Regions from separate parts of the Mus musculus genome. Here regions 1, 2, 3 and 5 are each linked to region 4. A link is a loop called in an ENCODE intact Hi-C map of the cell type or tissue named here. Cell type or tissue: left cerebral cortex. All regions are shown on one strand.

Region 1 (4,000 bases), 51 kb before region 4:
GATATTGTTCTGTCTGCTCGCCTACCATGGTCACTGGGTTGCTATTGGCTTTGGCTTTCCTAAACAATGCTGCTACAGACACATCCAGCGTGTCTTCTGGCCATGCATGAGAAAGTCCTATGAGTAAAACTGGCAGGTGGCAGGGCTGGAGGCCAACACACACACACACACACACACACACACACACACACACACACACTACACTTGCAAAGGCTTGAAAGGCCACTAACAGAAGCTAAGGCTGAGTCCCTTGTTGTGCGGCATTTGCACCAATGGACAGAGGTTTCCAAGGACTAATGCTAGTCTTGCTCTCCCTGGAAGAGCAGCTCTTTAATCTATGGGTAAGTACAGCAGTGCCACTAACAACAATCCATGGGCTGCTGTTCCCTACCTAGGGAGAAGAGGGGTGGAAAACACACAGCCTACTCACAGGATCAACTTCAGCAGACACTCAAACTGACTGACCCCCACAAAGCTGGCCAATTTCTTCCAAAGTGCCCTGCCCACTGCCAGGATTTCATTCTTAGATCTTCAGCTTGCCCCTCCGTGGGCTTAGCAATGATGTTTGTCTGCTCCTGACAAATGTGCGATCAACTGGCCTTTCAAATGTCATTTGCTGCGGCAGCTGGGATCCCAACTTAGCAGCAGTTTCTGTCAGGGCTTAATTCTGTACGGAGATGGAAGCCTCTAAGCAGCATGCACACCAGGGATCACAAAGTCAAGGTCACTGTGGATAGGACTCATGTAGCAGCTCCACAGTGCCTGCAGTCAACCTAGAGAGCTGACCTTTGGTTCTTGCTACCTGTCTTCCATCAGGCTCAGCATCCCCAGCAGGACTTAGAGATGATTTACTTCATCCAACACCATTACCCCTGCCAGGGGACTAAGGACAACTAGGGGGAGAAGTGTCCAGAGGATACTGGGAAGAACTTTCTTGAAGGACTTCATTTTCAAGTGTGCAAGGATCTTGCACTGTACTGTAGGGGATGAAGCTGAATGGGCAGAGGGCATCATGGACACTTCAGGACACACTGTGTGGAGTTGGGTGTGGTTTAACCCAAGCTTGACCACTAGTGTGGATACCTCTCTGAGCCTCTTTCACTTCTTTCTCCTACCTCTTTGAGCCTAAAGAAAAGGACTAACTACAGAACCACCTGACCTAGAGCAAGTATTTACTAATCTGCAGCCATCATTGTCATCTGGTAACATCGCTAGATCTCTGCCAACACTCAATAATCAAAGGCTAGGAACAGCCCCAGCTGAGAGAACTGAAAGCAATACTTTCACTTTCCACATTAAAAGACCCCTGTCTTACTCAGCACAGAGACATCTGTGTGAGGACAGAGGGAAGGCGGTGTTGGCAAACATCCCATAACCACACCCGGGGATGCAGAGCATGGAAACACTCATTATTCAAATCCAAGCACTGAAAGGAAGATGAAACAGTCGGAACCCCTCCTGGCTTCTTATCGCCAAGTAGGAATTACTGCACTCGTGTGGGTTTTGTCTGTTTGTTTTGTTTTTTGAGGCAGGCTTTCTCTGTGCAGTCCTGGCTGTCCTGTTTTTAACTTATGTGAGCCTGTATGCCATGTGTGTGTTGCTGTACACAGAAGGCAGCACTGGATGACCTACCTGCAGCTGGTGGTACAGTTGACTGAGCTGTGCAATGTGGGTGCTGGGAGGGAACCAACTCCACGCTGTGAAAGAGCAGCAAGTGCTCTGAACTGACAAGCCAGTTCTCCAAGTGCTCCTCTTGAATGACTTGCTTTTATTTGTGTGTGGGGTGAGGTGGGGGTGCTGTGTGTGTGCGCAGGTGCCTTTAGAAACCAGAAGAGGGCGTCAGATGCCCTAGATATTAGAGGTGGTGTAAGTCAACTGACTGACTGCTCTGGAAGCTCAGCAAATGTCCTTAACCAACTCTCCAGCTTAGTGTGTATGTCTTTAGTCTTTTCCCTGTTTCTTTTCTTCTTCTTCTTTTTGAGACAGGGCTTTTCTGTGTAGCCCTGGCTGTCATAGAACTCAATCTATGGAGGACCAGGCTGGCTTCAAACTCCCAGAGATCCCTTGCTTTTGCTCCCATGTGCTGGGATTAAAAGCATGCAACCCTACACCCAGCCAATCCTTGCTTTGTTTTGTTTTGTTTTGTTTTCTTAAACATAGCAATGCATTATGGACAGTTTCCTATGAGCACAATTGTTTGACAGTTGAATAATATTCTGCTGGAAGGCAGTGAGTATCCTGGCTGGACTCCCATATGAACACACAGCTCATTCCTACATCTCTGTGTGCTTGCATAATGAAGCTCTGAGAAATAGAATTGCTAGTTTATAGAGAAGAATGGGGAATCTGGAAAACTGCCTTCATGCCAGGCAGGCTGCAGCCAAAAGCTGCCCCAGCAAGGCTCTGAGTGGCCATGAGACATGAAGGGAAGAGGCTGGACCTGCAGTTCACCCTCCCACCCAGTCACCTAAGCTCCTCTATTTCCATCTCAATTACATAACAACAAGGGTTAAACTTACACTGAGATTTAGATGAGGTAGAGATCTCCTAAGATGTGGTATCTGAATGACCAATGGGCAGATGGTACAGTGCTCAACTGCATTTGTAATCAGGAAACAACAGCCATAAAGACACATCACTACATCCATGCCTATGTGGATGGTGCCTAGGTATGATGGCACATGTCTGTAATTCCCCAACAAGGAAGACTGAGGCAAAAGGACTACAAGTTTGAGACCAACTTGGGTTATAGTACAAGATCTTGTTGCAAATCAAAACAAGACAAATGAAAAGGAAGGGAAGGAGGGAGGGAGCTGGGTATATGGGAGCTATGCCTCAGTTCACCACAAAACATCCAGAGTGTGAAGAGTAGTCTTTCAGGGTGCCTGAGGCAGCAGAGGGGTAAATACAAGCACACCCAGAAAACGGAATCCCACCGCACATGTGAAGGAACCACCTATTCCTACCTACCCAGCACAGATGACTCACACAAAGAGGCTACATACAAAGAAAACCACAAACCAAATGAGCATCCACACAACTACATCATCAGGCAAGGAGCAGCTATTATTGGGGAATCAAGAGAGTGGTTATGCTTAAGGCAAGGTTGCTATCTGGCAGCAACACGGGAGGGCTCACACTTCTGGGGACACAGTTCTCAGTCTACATGTTCCTTACACGTCTGTCTTCAGTGTGGTTTTCCACACTAGCAGGGACAAAGCTTCTGACCTGAGGTCCACATCAGGAAGCTCGCCTGCCTCCCCACACTGCGCTGATCTTCAAGGCGGCTAAGGCCACATTCTGCTCTCCATCTCTTACTGCCTTCCTTCCCATGTTCGGGGTCAGGGAAAGGAGCTTCTACTTACTTGACCCTTGAGACTCCAAAAGGTCAAAGTCTTATTCACCTTGGATTCTGGCACTTAGCTCAGTAGTAGATGCAAGAACAGATAAATAAACGCATGCTCATCAATAAGCACAGAGAATCTGTGAATGAATTCTGTAGCCCGAACTATTTCTGCATTCACTGAGGTACTACCATAGAGGTGCCTAGCAGCAGCTATGTGTTCAAGCTATCTACGCAACAGAGGACAAAGGCTATCCCTCATATCTCCTCTAGGTCTCTAGGGAATGGTGGGTGTTTTAGGCCCTTACTGGGCAGAGGCCCAGTGGGAGTTACATTTAATACTACTTTCACCCCATTTAACCTAAAATATCAGCACCCAGCAGACAATTTCATACAACTGCTCCTGAGTTACTTCCTTGTTTTTTTGTACATTCTACTATGGTGTGGAAGTTACACTTCCAGCATGTTCTATGCACACTTTTAGGATATGTTCAGCCATTTTTAGGATGGCTGAATTAGACAGGACAACTCTGAGACCTCCCCTTCCATACCAAGGAAGTTCCTAGGACTAGGCTGGCTGTAACTGCTTCTAGGTCACACCCACTAGCAGCAACAGCTGTGGAATGCAAGCGGACCCTTTAGCTGGACTCCGGGCTA
Region 2 (4,000 bases), 93 kb before region 4:
TTCACAGAACAGGTACTTCCTCCCCCATAAGGGAAACCCTCCTGATGCTAACAATGCAGGGAATCTTTCATGGAAACCCAGGAATTCAGGCAAGCCCAGGAAACAAGGAAGTGGCCCTGAGCAACACCTCTCTGGCCCTGGCCTACAGGGCTTTACCCCCCCACCACACCCCACATCCCTTCCTCTCCTGTGTGTGATCTGGCTTTGCTTAGGCCAAGATGGCATGGACTGAGTGAAGGTGACTGGAGCAAAGCCAAGCTGCCTGAGCCTGTCTTCATCCTCCTGCCCACCCTACTACCCTACTCTCTCTCGCCTTTGGTTCAGGCTTGGTTTTTAGAGGTGGTATGCCCATGGTATCTGTGGTAGCTTTTGAGTGAATTTTCAGAGATAGCTCATGGCCAGGAGAGACATGGGCACACTGGTGGAATTAAGGGCCAGTCCTAAATCTCAGGAGGAGGCTCCGGCTGCATTTCTGGCCACAGCACAGAAGCCAAATGTTTATATGAGACCTAGGTCTTCTGAAGGGCACATGTGTGATGCCTCAAAGCCTGGATCTAGCAGCTCAGAGAAAGAAAGGATTGTCTGGGCCCAGAACGAGATAGCAGCTGCTGTACAGCCCTTTTCAAACACTGGGGTCCATGGCGATGGACACTTAGCTTTCTTTTTTTGGTAGGGGTGGGTGGGTGAGGGATTCAAGACAGGGTTTCTCTGTGTAGCCAGCCCCGGGTGTCCTAGAACTTGCTCTGCAGACCATGCTGGCTTGAGCTCATAGAGAGCTACCTGCCTTTTCCTCTGGAATACTAGGATTAAAGGCGAACATTACCACAACCAGGCTACATTTAGCTTTCATATTTCAAAGATTTTTGTTTTAAGTCATAAGCATCGTTACAGGCACTTAAACATACCCTCTAAAAGTGGAATCAGCTAGCTATTTTGCTTATCCAGCATCCCAACAGGTCTCTTGGTGGCAGCATTTGGAATGGGTGGAATGGGTGCTAGTAAAGAAAGGCTGCCCAGGACACTCTAGGGGATGGGAGAGGCGGTTCTCTACCGCCCACTCCACAGTATACACAGGGAGTGACCACCCTTGTGACCATCAAGAGTCTGGATGCTGTCACTACTGCTCAAGGGCAGTGTACATATCGACCCAACTCATATTGTTCAGGACAGCTGGGACACAGGTGTGGGGAGCTGGGAGGAAAGAGGTGCAGTTCCAGAACTGGGCGATAATGAAGACACCCCAAGCAGCCCACAGGGCGGCAGAACCTGGAAAGAACAGGAAGAAGTGCCTGGTACAGCATCCGAAGGCTCGAGTAGCTCGGGGTGTCACTCACACCTTGCTTTAGCCAGTCCCTCAGCTTATCTGACTGTCCCTACTGATTGTATGTGATCCTCCCTTTTCATCCTTACAGCTAACCCACTCCTATTCTGATCGCACTGTGGAATCCCATGTCTAAGCTCCTCTTAGAATTACCCAGAGACTGTGTAGAGCTGGCAAGACACTAAATCACGGCATGGGGTTCGACCTATCAGCTGACACACACTGCAAGCACGGTTCCGGAGACTCTTTCCTTTCACTGAAATATCCTATCCTTTTAGCAGGGATTCTTTCCTGGAGCTGGAGCTAAGAATACAGAGTCACAAACGTAAGATGCCTCAACATTCCACAGAAGTGACACACTCAGACCCAAACCTAAGGAAACGCCCTTGTCTGCAATTCTATAGCATACAGCCCAGTTCATCCACAGTCCTCTGCTAACAGCTCAGAAGGAATGAGGAGAAATTCCTAGGGGTGTGTGTGTTTGTGTGTATTAACAGTCAAGGACCAGGACTGCCTGAAACCAAGCTTTGCAAGGTCCGTGGAGGGAGCTTGCTAGAGGTGCCTTCTGGGGAAGAGGTGATCTGTGTGGTAGGGCAGAGGTGACTCAGACTGTCCCATATACCCAGCACTGCGGAGAGCCACGAGAAGGGAGGCTCCACCCTTACAAGGTTCTCCTGAAGGTCCTGGGCACTGAACTGCAAACCCTAGACAAAGGTGGACATCAGACAAGTGCCAAGCTGGTCCCCTACCCAAGCCTTTCCCGGGTGGCTGAAGTCAGTGCCACGCTCCCGAGCACAGGAGAAGCAGCAGTGCAGTGCCAGCTTCTCTGCTTCCCACGCATATGGTGCTTCCTTCCCATGGCTTGATTCAATTCCCTCAATCACACTGTGACCTCAAGAAGACTCCGAGGCCCAGGGAGAAGTCAGTACCTGAGCCCGAGCTGCTTCCAGGGAGTGAACTTGGCTCCATTCTTTTCCCTCTGGGCCTCAGTTGGGATCACAGGAATAAAGGTGGCTGCTTTGGCTCTGGGGCAAATGCAGAGTCCAGAAAGCCAGGCCTCCTTTTGTGTCACTACTGAGCTGTCTACAGACTGATGTAGCCCTCTCCATTGTCCTGTGTCAGTGGCAGGCAGTCCTCCCCTCAGGAGCAGGGTTCCCCCCCCCCCCAAACAGTGATCCTTGTGGTCCCACTGAGTGGCTGTCACGTTGACCCTGAGTCAGGACACCTGACACTTTTCCATTTGTTGCCTGCCAGCTGCTACAACAACAAACCTAGACCAGCCTGACACTGGTGACAAAATAGCCCAACTGTCCTAGCTCCCAAAGATGCTTGCCTGGGCAGATTCATATACCATCCTCCTAACTTGAGTCCCGAGCACAAACAAAGGGCTACTGCTTTAAGCCACAGGGCCTCGGGGCTGTGGGGTAAGCAAAAGCACCCAACCACCACCCAGCCCCATCGGGTTACCTGCTCCTCTCTGTCCTGCTTCCTAGATAAGGGTTGTCCCCCCCCCCTTTTTTTTTCCATTTTTTATTAGGTATTTAGCTCATTTACATTTCCAATGCTATAGCAAAAGTCCCCCATACCCACCCACCCATAATGGGTGGATATTAGCCCAGAAACTTAGGATACCCAAGATATAAGATACAATTTGCTAAACACATTAAACTCAAGAGAACGAAGACCACAGTGTGGACACTTTGCTCCTTCTTAGAATAGGAAACAAAACACCCATGGAAGGAGTTACAGTGACAAAATTTGGAAGTGTGACGAAAGGATGGACCATCTAGTGATTGCCATATCCAGAGATCCATCCCATGATCAGCTTCCAAACGCTGACACCATTGCATATACTAGCAAGATTTTGCTGAAAGGGTTGTCCCCTTTTAAGTGCAGACACAGGCCCCTGGGAGAGCAGAACACAACAGCAGAAGTGGCTGTGCTCCGTGCCAGTGTCATGCTCCAGACAGAGCAGCCCACACCTCACTCCCGGACCCCTAACCACAGCCCCCAAGGCCCAGGGAAGCAAGTACTCTGATCCCTTCCGCAGCAGGCACACAGGGTCTGTGGAAGGACAGCACTGGTGACAGGCAGCAGCAGCAGCATCCAGGAACACAGGCTTCAAGCACTAACTTCACGAGTTTCCAAGTGAGGAAGAGCAGGGGAGACTCACCGAGGGCACAGGCAAGCTGCCGTGCCGGTTGAGAAAGGAGTTAGACACGGATACACTGAGGCCCTGAGCGGCACTGCCGTCCTCGGGGGTGAAGGCCACTTTAGTTTGCTGGACACAGTAGGAGACAGAGAAGGAAGAAGCAGCATAGGAGGCCTGCTGGGCGGAGGGCAAAATAGAAGGCAGGGAGGAGGAGAAAGCAGAGAATGGTCAGCACAGGCAGTATAGATGTGGACTAACTAATACTGCGGAGGGGTGTCCCCCGAGAGATGGCTGCCTGGCTCCACCAAAGGCTGACTAAATGAGAGGCCCTGCTATTCCGTCTTACTGCAGATTGCAATGCCAACCTTCAGAGGACAAGTGGGCTCAAGTCACACAGACTGACCTGACCCTGAGCTCTTTTTTTTTTTTTTTTTTAAAGACTTGTTTTTGTTTTGTTTTTGTTTTTATTTTTTCGAGACAGGGTTTCTCTGTGTAGCCCTGGCTGTCCTGAAACTCACTCTGTAGAC
Region 3 (4,000 bases), 110 kb before region 4:
AGGCTCTGTGTGGCACGTCATACCATCACACTGTGTGCCATCACCTTTGAGGTGTGGGGGGCCTGGTCCCTGAGTTGTGCTCAGCCTCAAAGTTGTATTCTAACCAACTCCCTGTTACGTTGGAACTTTCTAGAAAGAGCAGAGGTTGGGCATACAAGGGGTACAAACGCAGAGGAGCACTGCAGGAGCCTGTGACCTCTTGAAGGGTGTGTTCTAGTGTGCTGGTGAGCACTATAGCCGTACTTCACAGGCTGGAAGGTAAAGAAACTTATGTGTGAGACAAAGGGTAGGCCAGACATTCCAGGTAGCAGTGGAACACACTTTTAATCCCAGCACTTGGGAGGCAGAGGCAGGAAGACCTCTGAGTTTGAGGTCAGCCTGGTCTACAGAGTGAGTTCCAGGACAGTTAGGGCTACAGAGAAAGCCTGTGTGTGTGTGTGTGTGTGTGTGTGTGCGCGCGTGTTGGGAGAAGGAGGAGAGTACACCAGACTCAAGGATGGCTGTGCTGTGCCATGCCAGACACAGCACAGGCCTGCTGGTACTAGAGCTCTTTGCATAACCTATCTGTGGGCTCTGGTATCGCCTGGCATTTGGGTGGGAGCCTGAGCCAAAAGCTACAGGGCTGTCTGTCAAATTCACAGGGCTGTTTTAGTTCAGGTCCCTTTGTCCCCAGTGGCCTTCAGAAGAATGGAAGCTTGGGGGCCAAGTAACAGGTCTAGGACACAGGTCCCAAGGAAGGGACAGGATCTGAGCTTGGGCCTAACATTATCCCCGACCTGGCCCTCTGACACTTCTCACAGAGCCACCTGAGAGAAAGGCTATTACGACAAGTGTGCCCTTCTTGTTTACTTGTCTAATTGGCTTGGCCCTGTCTGACACAGCTGAGTCCTAGACATATGAGCCATGAAGCCTCCCAGGACCTTTGAGTCACACATATACCACTGGTGCAGGAAGCCCCCTGCCTGACAAACTTTGCCATCTTCTATGGGCACCATGTCCACTCTGATGTGGCTCACGGCCTCTGTTTCAGGTAAGACTCCCAGGTAAAGCCAACTCTGGTTCTGCAGGGACCTCAAATCCTATTGAAACTTCAGTTCAAAAGTCTCTCTTCAGCATACCCAATGGGTAGACCAGAAGGCCTTTAGGCTCCCTGTCAGAGAGCTCTTTGGCCTGGCAGCAGCTGGCAGCAGCTGGCAGGGCAAATCCTTACATGACCAGGCCAGAAGCCAGCTCACATCCTAGACTTTCACTTTTAGATAAAAATGAGGTGAAAATGGCTACTTTGCCAGGATGTCCTGAGGTGCCACTGAACACTGGGCACTGTCTGTACCCCTGGAACCAAGGCCCTAGGGGAAAGGCGGTCCCGTAGCTGCAAGGCTAAGGTAGGCTTCAAATTGAGTGTCTGAGACTCCCTTCTTGTCATGGCTGGAGGAAATGGGTGAAGAATCGCTGAGGGCTCAGATGAAGGTAAACCTGTTTCCGTTTCTGTCAGGCAAACAGTTTTTGTACTATTCTCTTAATTTAGAGTTTCATAGACCCTTGGGTCCTAGACATTTCAAACAAACAAACAAACAAACAAACAAACAAACAGAAAGCTGATTGGGTTAGGGCTTTAAGTCTGGAGTGATTTTATCTACAGTTTAATCAACTTTTCAGAATTTCTTTTCTTTTTCTTTTAGTTTTTTTTTGAAGACAGGGTGTCTCTGTGTATCCTTGGCTGCCCTAGAACTCCCTCTGTAGACCAGGCTGGCCTTGAACTCACAGGGAGGGCTCTGCCTCCCAAGTGCTGGGGATTGATTCCACGGCCTCATTCATGGCTAGGCAAGTGTTTTCTCATTGAGCCATAAGCCTAGCTCTGCTTTCTGTTGTTGTTTTATAACATTGTCTCTCCATACAGCCCTGGAACCTCATAAATTCTGAGATTAAAGGCACGTGTGAGGATGCTCTGCTTCTTTTAAATCCTTTAAAAATGTGTAGGAAGAGGGCTCATGGAACACATACTCTGTCTCAAAACAGACAAGAAAGAAAAGGAATACTAACAAGAAACTGGCTGTGGCGTGAGGTGGGCTCATTAGCCTCCTGGGGCGGAGCAGCAGCAGGCCTTGCCTGAGCAGCTCAGGGGAGCCCAATCTCCCTTACAGGACTTCGTGGATGGATGGTTCTTCTGCGGGCACAGCCTACTTAACAAGTCTAGGTACAGCCTCTGCTTCTCCTCCTGCTCAGATGATCAGGATGCAGAGAGGATGGCAAGGTTGGGGCAGGTTTTGGACAACAAATTTTGTTCCTAGGAACTTGTTAGTTAACTATGTGAACTAAAGACTTTGAAGAAAAGAATGACCTAAATATAAGGAAAGGCAGAGGGCCATGTGCTACTGTAGAAGATTTTTTTTGGTCTGAATCCAGATTCACCTCTATCAGCCTCCTGAGTGCCAGGATCCTAGGTATGGACTACTGTGGCTGCTTTACCTTTAATGCCACGGTTGAACATGTCATTATCCAGTGGGCTGCCCTTGGAGCACACAGTAGGTGCCAATGACTGTTCTTACACTCAGGATGCATCATCATCTTGCATCAAGAGGGGACATGCCCAGGAGCAACTTTGACAGCATCAGGGTCTCTGGAGCCGGCCTCTCCCTACCCTTTCCTGGTACCATCAGATCCAAAGTTGAACCCAGGAGAGATGACAGTACAGTGCAGTCATGTGATGCCTTTGGTGGGACACAATCCAGCACAGTGGGAGCTGCCTTACCTTTTCTGTCTGTCTCAGTAGCATGGACCAGTAAGATGTCTCCTGAACCACCACGAACATCTGGCCCATCATCACCCTGGAGTAAAAGAGCATGAGACAAGGCTGAGGTGATAAAGTCACCATGCTTCAGGGTCCCCGAGATCCTTCTGATCTCAGCTCAGCAGTCGCAGGCAGCACTGTGTACACCAGGCAGTGTCTGCAGCCCACCTGCTCCCATGGATTGTGTAGATGGGGACTGGTCAGAACTCTTACAGAAAACTGGGCATTGAGGAAGCTGTCCAGATGCTCTGAGCACCAGGGTACATCACCTTCCAGAGGCTACATGGGGTCAGGGCACTAGGGTCTCAACCTCCACACTACCTCCACCTCCTGGTTCATATTAAAGGTGAGATTCCAGAGGAGAAAGGCAGCCCCTAAGCCTAGGAGACAGGAGGATGATGTCAGGCATGTTTCTCTCCACGCCTGTAGTAAGCTACCTTTGGGCTCAGTCCTTTTCCAAAGTAGAAGCAGGATTCATCTGTGGGGACATAACCCACAGGCTGTTTTCTAGTCTAGTGACAGAGCTGTAGGTGGGGCTGGGACTCTGAGGGAGACAGAGCCAATATCCTATCTGCCCATCCCACGGATTGTCATTTCCACCTGGACTCCAGAGTTCTGAGCGTTATGGGTTTTCTATGTGGAACAAGGTTGGCTATGTTCATGACCTGATTTTCCAGAAGGAATTTAGCTTTTCTTTCTGCAGAGGCTCTGCCTAGATTCTGCTAACCCTACCAGTAGCCTGATGGCCTAAAGTGCTAACGTCTTCCTGGGTTGCTAGGATGGCCCAGGAACATGGATAGGGCAGTACCCTTTCTATGTCTGTATGTTACAACCATCAAAACAGTTCCCAGATGCAGAGCTACTCAGGGCCAAGATGGCCCATCAAACCCTAAGTTCCTAGAACTGCACAGAGAAGAGAAAAGGCTCTTCTCTCATGACATGTCTTGGTGTTGTTCTTATCAATAGGGCTCCTCAAACAAGCCACAGCTCAGCATCTAGGCCCCCGTTTTCTTAACAGGCAGAGACCAGGAAGGGGAGGGGCTGTGATACCAACAACACATACACGCCTCACACTGCTGAGGGCTTCCTGTGCAGGTTACACTGAGGACTGCTGGGCGTTTCCTTTGCACTGCCCTCAGAAGTACCTGCACGAGGCTCAGGGAGGCTTTGCAAGGGCCAAGTTCACTTCTGGCAAGAAAGGGACAGTGAGCT
Region 4 (4,000 bases):
AAGGAGACAAACACCCCAGAAACAGCATCTGAAAAGGAACAGTCCAGCCACGGGAATGCTATCCTACTTCTTGTCAGAAGACAGATGTCAATACCCTACCTATGCCCCTTGCTGGGTGGGCTACAAACATTCACTGAACCTCTCTGGGTCCTGAAAACAGAGACCATACTTTGGCAGGCAATCTTCAAGTACGTTTAATAAACAACACAACCCAGAGACCAAACACAGAATGAAGACACATAGCTCAAAAGAGAATACCAAAACGTTTGTCCCTGTGTTTAAACCAGGGCTGCAAAAGTTACATTCATTGCTGGTTGGTCCCCTGCTAATATACATCCAAATATCCTCAAGTCCACCTATGAAATGGCAGCTTCCAAAAATTAGTGCGGCCGAACACCTTTTCAGGTTCTTACAAGTCTGCCTTCTCTACTAAGTTTCCAGGATAACTGGGTATCCCCACTGTGACAACCCCCAACCCAGGCCCTGGACCACTCACTGCCTACCTTACCTACCAGCCAAGAACCCGCCCTCCCGTAAAAGGAGTCCCTGCTTGACGGCTAATTAAGCTCTGGGCCCCATATGCACAACAGTAATTGACTCTCGGGAGTATCTAACTCCCAGAATATGCAAGCCGGGGGGCGGGGGAAAAACTGGGAGGCGACTCCCCAAGATTTCCAGGAACACACAAAGAGATGAGGTTTGCACCAAGATCGCATCCACCTTATTCCCCCATCCCCAATGACTCTCCACTTGCCCTGCTTGCAGAGCAAGGCAGAAATATTAGAGGACAACTTGGCTGCTCCCTGAAACATCGCTCCAACACACCCTAGCCTGCTGTCCTTTGAAGCCACCGAAGTGGACACTTGTGGTTAAACTCGAGGCTCATTAGGAGTGACACATTTTATAACTGGGCTGCCGATCACCTCTGGAGCGCGCCTGCTCTTCTGCATGCGGTCGGGGCCAGGCCTCCTAAGGGTCCCGGGCTCCAGCCATTGTGGGATGTTCCAGGGAACAAGGCTACAGGGACCTCCACTCGCTCCCCCAGAATCCTGCTAGCATCACAGGCCCCCCGCCGCCGGGCAGGCCCGGTTCAAAGATGGCCCTCGCGGCGTCGCTGCCAGGCTGGGGCCCGGACTGGGGGTCTAGCGCACGAGGCCAGGAGGCGCGCCGCCCGCCCGCCCGCCCGCCTCACCTGCTTTCTCGATCTTGCCGGACATTTCCGGGCTGCGCCGGAGGCCGAGGCCGCTGCTCATCAGGGCCCGGCCCGGCCGCTGCGGGATAAGAGGCCGGCGCGCCCGCCGCTCTACTGGACCGGTGCTCGCCGCGCCTCACACTCGCGCCGTCATGGCGGGCTCCGCGCGGCCGCGGCTCGTGCGCTCGCCGCCCGCGCTCCAGCCCGCACCGGGCCTGCCACTCCGCCGCTCCACCTCCCGCGCAGCCGCCGCTCCGGGGCCGCGAGCCGCCGGCCGCAGCGCCGCGCCGCCGCCCGCCCGCCGGCCTGGGCCCCGCGGCCACGGCGCCACCTGCCGGAAGCCCACCGCGCCGCTCGCGCCACAGCGCCCCCTGATGGCCCGGAGCCGAACTAAGCCTGGCGCGAGGCGCAGCGCCCTCTACCGGCTTGGAGTCCTCCGCGCCACAGCTCGGTATAGACCCCACCCCTTTCCTCAGACACAGAGAAAGAGATCAAACCTATGACTGACAGCTCCAATTCAGGACTTCCGCATGCCCTCCCATCAAAGATCAGAGCCTCCGGTAACCCAGAGTTTTCCATCTCAAGTTGTGGGCTAGCTTTCCGTGTCTGTTACCCAAGTTCAGCATCCTCCTCAGGCCCAAAGCTCCTCTAATTGATCCTAAACTAGACTCAACAACACTGAAAACACAAGAAGCCTGCTCAACAACGTTTGGGACTGCCACCCACCTTCACCCCGTCATCCCCCATACACACTATGTGAGTCTCAAGGGCCAGTGAAAGGCAGAACCTTTAGCCAGATGTGGGCCCCGATCCTCCAAGCCAAGGCTGAGGCCCAGACCTGGAGTGACACAGAAGATCTGGTTTGCTTTGCTCACGAAACCCTCCAATGGGAACATCCAGCTTAAAGAGCAGTCTTTTCTAGTATGCAAATGAGTTCGTTTACAGTTCATTTTAGGCATTCAAAGAACCTTTGCTATGTATGATGTCATATCCTACCATGACTAACCCAGTGGATTCTTCCCTTCAAACAAGCTCATGAATAGGTTGGAGAGTCAAATCATATCATTAAGTATTAGTGAGCAATACGTTTTAGCAAGACAAGAGATACAGGGAAGGGCGCTCCCTGCTCACTGTTTTTAGCTAAGATGGAATTCACATCAGCAGCGAGTGTGCAAGCACATGTGTGCGCGCACAGAGAGAGAGAGAGAGAGAGAGAGAGAAAGTGAGTGCTAGGCTAGGGACCATCCAAGATAGCTCAGCAAGTAAATGCAACTGCTGCCGAACTTGACTAGACCTACACGGCTGAGGGAGAACCAATTTCTGCAGAGTGTTCTCTGACTTGCACACACACATATACACACACACAGAGACACACTATGTAACTTAAGAACACTTAGAAGTCTGCTTTGCCTCTAGATATGTAAGCTAGTGGTAGGGCAAACCTTGAGAGATGTGCAGGGAGAAGTTCAGGGTGACGGATGCCACCAAAGATTTCTATTTCCATCTCCCTATACTCTACAGTCCCCTGATTCTGTGACTGAGGGCTGCCTACAATCGGCAGCCAAATTTCCAGAGCCATGGGTCCGAACCCTCTAGGGGTCAAAGGCCAAGCCAAAGATTGACAAATTCATTTCCCTTTTCAAGTTGACAAATGGCTGCTCAGGGCCAGAATGGCTCTGCTCTGCTCTGGTGGAAGCTGCATCAGCAAGGCAAAATTGGCGAATCGCTCAAGGCCCGCCCTCCAGCTCTCCCTGGGTGCTTAGCCTTCCAGACTTCTGAGCTCAGAGCGTCAATATTTCATGCCCCAAATTCTGAAGTGAGGAATGGAACAATAAATGTAGGCGCAGTCAGGTTTGAGGTTCCTAAGAACAAGATCAAATCCATGTGATAAATTGCTGCATATCAGATAGCGAGGAATTTGCAAAAAGTATCGATGCCAAGCAGACTCGTAGAACTTGCTTCCTAAGGTTCCAAGGTGCTCATAGCCATAGTAGCACACACTCGGGATTAAGAGCCAGCTAATCGAGGGTGAAAGCCTCCCTTTTCCTTGCCTTAACTTAGCTTGTCCTCCTAGGCCACTCCAGCTGCTAGAATGTTCTTGCCCCTCCTCTCCACGGACACGCCACCATCTTTCGGGTTTCTTTGTTATTCACCCTTAGAACCCTTCCCTGAGGCCCCACAGTACCAGCTTCCTCCTGGTTATCAACCAGGTGCTGGCTTTCGTGGTCAGAAACTCAGACAGGAGCTGGGTGCGCACACCTTTAATCCCAGCACATGGGAGGCAGAGGCAGGCTGATTTCTGAGTTCAAGACCAGTCTGGTCTACAGAGTGAGTTCCAGGACAGCCAGAGAAGAAAGAAAGAAAGAAAGAAAGAAAGAAAGAAAGAAAGAAAGAAAGAAAGAAAGAAAGAAAGAAAGAGAGAAAGAGAAAAAAAGAAAGAAAGAAACTCAGGACCCAGTCAGATCCAACTGCAGATAACCAAGATACAAGTGATGGCCACATGCTCTGGGCTCAGGCCACCTCTCTACACACTGTCAAAAGCAATCAATGTGTTGTCAGTTCCCAGGGTCCATGTCTAGGGCTCACAACTGTCTATCACACCAGCTCCTGAGGCTCCGAGCTTTCTAATGCACACACAGGTGTGCACTCAATAAACAAAATTTTAAGATACTTTTTTAAAAGCAAAAAAAAAAAAAAAAAAAAAAAAAAAACCAAAAAAAAAAAAAAAAAAAACCCCAACCAACCAACCATCAAACAAAAAAACCAATCTGACATGAGGGGCTGAGGGCTCAGTTGCTAAAGTGTTTG
Region 5 (4,000 bases), 130 kb before region 4:
GGGTTTCTCTGTATAGCCCTAGCTGTCCTGGAACTCACTCTGTAGACCAGGCTGGCCTCAAACTCAGAAATCCACCTGCCTCTGCCTCCCAAGTTCTGGGACTAAAGGTGTGCGCCACCACTGCCCGTCTGTGGATGTGATTTTTAAAAACCTTCCCTTCTCCCTCTTCCATCCCTCCCCTCCCCCCACCCTGTTCTATATTGAGGATTGAACCCAGGATCCCATGAATGCCAGGCAAGCTCTCTACCACTAAACTATATCCCAGCCTTTAACAGTTCTCTTTAGTGTTTTAACTCTGAGTTATTGTTCAAACACATCAAAGGAAACATAGTTAAAATGTGTTGTGATCTTGTTTTAAATATCAGACGCTCCTCAGGCCCTCATCACAGGACACCCCCCCCATCACAGGACCCCCCCCCCCCCAGTTTGAGGCTAGCCTGGTTTACCTAGTGAGTTCCACGTCAGCTGGTGCTACATAGTAAACACTTGTCTCGATAAATCAAGAAAATTTTAGTTTTAAACTGAGACTCGGTTATTTTCTTTTTTTCTGCTGAATTTATTTCAAGTGTGCTTCTTTTTATCTTGTGGAACGTAGTTATAGTGGATGCTTTTCTTATAATTCTAGTGTCTGAGTATCAGAGCTGGCAGGTGTTAGTTTTGTTTGTTTTGTTTTTGTTTTTTGAGATAAGAGTTTCTCTATGCATCCCTGCCTGGCTGTCCTGAGCTTGCTCTGTAGATCAGGCTGACCTTGAATTCACAGAGATCTGCCTGCTTCTGCCTCCTAGTACTGGGATTAAAGGCATGTACCACCGCTGTCACCACCTGGCTTTATTTTTGTTGGTCTTTCTCCTCCTCCTCTCTGTGTGTGTGTGTGTGTGTGTGTGTGTGTGTGTGTGTGTGTGTATCCAGGTGTTCTTGTGCAAACACTGGAATGCCGTGGCGCGCAGTGGAGGTCAGATGACAACTTGCAGGGTCTTTTCTCTCTTTCTACTGTGTGGGTCCTGGGAATTGAACTCAGGTCAGCAGACCCAGCAGCACCTTTACTGTGCCAAGCCCTCCAGCTGGCCTTTCTTCTTGCTTTTGAGATAAGGTCTCAAGCTGTAGCCTGGACTGGTCTTGAACTTACAGCAATCCTTCTGCCTCAGTTTCCCCAGTGCTGGAATTGCAGGGTTTTTTGCTCTTTTCTCTTTAAGAATGCTCTCACAGTCCTAATTCTTCACATTGCAGATTATTATTCAGGGTTGTGTTGTGTCTTGGATGCCAGGCTGTTAATGTTGTTTCTTGGCCCCATTGTAATTCCTTGGCTGGGGTGATGTTCCATCCTTAATCAGCCTGGTCGGTTCTGGCCCTCAATCGCAGCTGGTTTACCTCTATATGGCTTCCCATGGTTGGCTCCTTTCTCAGCCTCCTGTGTTTGTGTGGGTCTGCTCCCTGAGCCTGGTGCTCAGGGCTGCATCCAGTACTCGGTGGGGTGGGTGGGGTGGGTGGGGTGTTGATTCTAGAGCTTCAAAGCATTCCTGATTGTTCAGGACATAGGCTCCTCTAGGACCAGAGACAGTCAAGGGCAAAGGAATCAGGTGATGGCCCAGCTCACATGCAGTGCTCATGGAGTTCAGAATCTTCCCTCTTACTGCAAGACCATTCCTTTATCCTGGGCTCAGCAGGACAGACTGGACTATCCCAGTTCTGCCCCACATCTCTCCTGTGGCCGAGTCTGGGGCTCAGGACTGGGAGGTTAATCTACCCCCTGTTCTCACTTTCAGTGGCTCAGGGGACTTTTGTATAATCAGCTGGAGAGGCAAGCTATTTATTTATTTATTTATTTATTTATTTATTTATTTATTTATTTATTTATTTATTTGGTTTTTCGAGACAGGGTTTCCTCTGTGTAGCCCTGGCTGTCCTGGAACTCACTCTGTAGACCAGGCTGGCCTCGAACTCAGAAATCCGCCTGTCTCTGCCTCCCAAGTGCTGGGATTAAAGGTGTGTGCGCCACCACCGCCCGGCGGCAAGCTTTTCAAAAAGGGTGGCCAGGGCTGGAGAGATGGCTCAAGGGTTAAGTGCACTGGCTGCTCTTGCAGAGGACCTGGGTTCAATTCTCAACAAGCACATGGCAGCTCACAACCATCACAAAATCTGTTGCCCTCTTCTGGCCCCCATAGGCACTGCATGTATTTTATGTGCATGATAAACTCATGCACATAAAATGCATACTTTTTTAAAAAGTGTAAAGTATACACATAACCTTTTACCCTTTCCATTGTGAACCTTTTTTTTTTTTTTTTGTCCTTAATTTTCTTCCCGAGAGGGGAGGCCATAGGTCAGCCTCAGAAATGACTCTTCTGGAGCTGCCTACAGTGTTTTTTGAGTCTCTCATTAGGTTAAGGTAGCTGGCCAGTGAACCCCGGGACCCACCTGTCTCCACCCCTGGGATGGCAAACTTCTGCCTTGATTTTTATGCAGGTTCTGGGATTGAACTCAGGTTTTCATGGTTGCACAGAAGGCACAGCACCAACGAATCCATCTCTCCGACCCTGACTCCCAGCTCTGCCTTTCTCCCTAGGTCCCGACGCTAAGGGGGGCGACAGCTCCGCAGGCCGGGAGGATCCCCAAGCTGCCGAGGACCAGCGCAGCACCGCGCAGCCATCGCTCCCGCAGCTCCCACGCCGCCCGCAGCTGCTGGAAGAAGACGCGGGGCCAGAGGAGGATCGGACCGAGGCCGCAGAAGGCAGCGAGCCGGCCCTGGGGGACCCAGAACCCGCGTCTGTGTCCGGCGAGGCGGGTCCCGGGCCTAAGGCCACTGGCAGTACTGGGCCGCCCATCGGCTTCGTGGGCGAGCCTCCACCCTACGCGCCGCCGGACCCCAAGGCAGTGGCGCTACTCTACCCGCCCTTTCCGCAGGTGCCGGTGCTGTTCCAGCCGGCGCCGGGGCCCGCTGCCCTCTACCCGCCACCCACCGGCCCGCTCTTCCCACCCCCTGGTGGAGCCTCCTTCCCGTTCCCCACGGTGAGCACAAGGCTCCATGGCAGGAGGAGGAGATAAGGAACAGAGTTCCCAAGGACCAGGAAGGGAGGATACTGGGCATGGCACAGGCTGCGGGGTGGCCAGTGTTCTGAGAAGTGTTCTGTGATACCAGTGGTGAAGGCCCCAAGGGGGTGGACATGAGGCAATAGCCTGGTCGAAAATAATAATGATAATAATAACAATAACAACAACAATAATAATAATAACTTAAAAAATTAAAGACAAGGTCTCATGTAGTTCTGGCTGGCCTGGAACTCACTATGTAGTTGAGAACAACTGATCCTGTTGCCTCTGACTCTTAAGTGCTAGAACCAGGTGACTCAAGCCTTTAACTCTAGCAGAAGCCTCTCATCTCAGGCTGGTGAACCTTCAGAGTTTCAGTCCAGCCAAATCCACCCTATTGATGAAATGAAAGCAGGCAGCCATAGGTTTGCCAGTGGAGACTCTGAGCCTTCACAATCCCCGGCAGATAAGACATCTGGTAGCCAGTTCTGGGCTACATTGTGTGTAGGGCAGGATGAGAGGATTCCTTCAGCATGGGTGGGTGTGCGGAGGGGAAGTGGGTCAGCGTGACTTTCCCTGCTTCTACCCCACAGTATGGCAGCCCCGTGGCTGGCGGGCCTGCTCCCGTGCAAGTGGAGCACAGGCCTCTGCCCAAGGACTTCATGATGGAGTCGGTGCTGGTGACCCTGTTCTGTTGCCTGCTCACGGGGATGATTGCCATTGTCTACTCCCATGAGGTAGGTGACCTGGAGGGACACACTCATAAGACACAACCTCCCCTGTGGGGACTCGTAGGGGTCCCACTCAGCAGCCAGCAGCTGGCAACCGAGCCGGACCCAGGGGTGAGCCTTGTTGGATGGAGCCTGGCCCTTCTCCTCTGTCCCCCCTCCCCTCCCCCTTTTTTACCTGTGACCTCACTACCCGGGATCTGTGATGGCAATTTCTGAAACAAAAAAATGTATAAGTGATGGAT

Evidence for each region. Peaks named below come from ENCODE experiments on the same cell type or tissue, not always from the same donor. Only the 100,000 strongest peaks of a DNase experiment are listed, where the experiment ranks them.
Region 1: a loop joins it to region 4, with 8 times the contacts of the local background. A loop is called at or near these places in 24 of 42 quality-filtered maps.
Region 2: a loop joins it to region 4, with 2.6 times the contacts of the local background. A loop is called at or near these places in 3 of 42 quality-filtered maps.
Region 3: it touches region 4 in a loop (3-fold over the local background); 13 of 42 quality-filtered maps call a loop at or near these places.
Region 5: it touches region 4 in a loop (3-fold over the local background); 12 of 42 quality-filtered maps call a loop at or near these places.

The regions. Positions count from the first base shown.
Region 1 is chr2:29,668,184-29,672,183 of GRCm38, reverse strand. All of the region lies in intron 1 of Rapgef1 (Rap guanine nucleotide exchange factor (GEF) 1), which reads right to left. Among named protein-coding and RNA genes, the nearest start is that of Rapgef1, 50 kb to the right of the region's middle. In left cerebral cortex, a CTCF peak has its summit at 1,825 (motif pointing right); DNase peaks (open chromatin) are centred at 1,386, 1,788 and 2,307; H3K27ac peaks cover 2,793 bases.
Region 2 is chr2:29,709,803-29,713,802 of GRCm38, reverse strand. Rapgef1 (Rap guanine nucleotide exchange factor (GEF) 1) reads right to left here. Exons shown (of 26, transcript NM_001039087.1): 12 at 3,495-3,650. Among named protein-coding and RNA genes, the nearest start is that of Gm13420, 40 kb to the left of the region's middle. In left cerebral cortex, no CTCF peak of the experiment used is centred here; DNase peaks (open chromatin) are centred at 1,594 and 2,156; H3K27ac peaks cover 503 bases.
Region 3 is chr2:29,725,031-29,729,030 of GRCm38, reverse strand. It overlaps Rapgef1 (Rap guanine nucleotide exchange factor (GEF) 1), which reads right to left. Exons shown (of 26, transcript NM_001039087.1): 16 at 2,750-2,825. Among named protein-coding and RNA genes, the nearest start is that of Gm13420, 25 kb to the left of the region's middle. In left cerebral cortex, no CTCF peak of the experiment used is centred here; no DNase peak of the experiment used is centred here.
Region 4 is chr2:29,617,256-29,621,255 of GRCm38, reverse strand. It overlaps Rapgef1 (Rap guanine nucleotide exchange factor (GEF) 1), which reads right to left and starts at 1,536. Exons shown (of 26, transcript NM_001039087.1): 1 at 1,193-1,536. The coding sequence starts at 1,253. In left cerebral cortex, a CTCF peak has its summit at 1,607 (motif pointing left); DNase peaks (open chromatin) are centred at 616, 973 and 1,585; H3K4me3 peaks cover 1,454 bases; H3K27ac peaks cover 910 bases.
Region 5 is chr2:29,746,214-29,750,213 of GRCm38, reverse strand. It overlaps Gm13420 (predicted gene 13420), which reads left to right. Exons shown (of 4, transcript NM_001370923.1): 2 at 2,564-3,006; 3 at 3,621-3,764. Among named protein-coding and RNA genes, the nearest start is that of Gm13420, 3.4 kb to the left of the region's middle. In left cerebral cortex, CTCF peaks have their summits at 2,162 (motif pointing left) and 2,943 (motif pointing left); DNase peaks (open chromatin) are centred at 2,126, 2,678, 2,962 and 3,587; H3K4me3 peaks cover 666 bases; H3K27ac peaks cover 642 bases.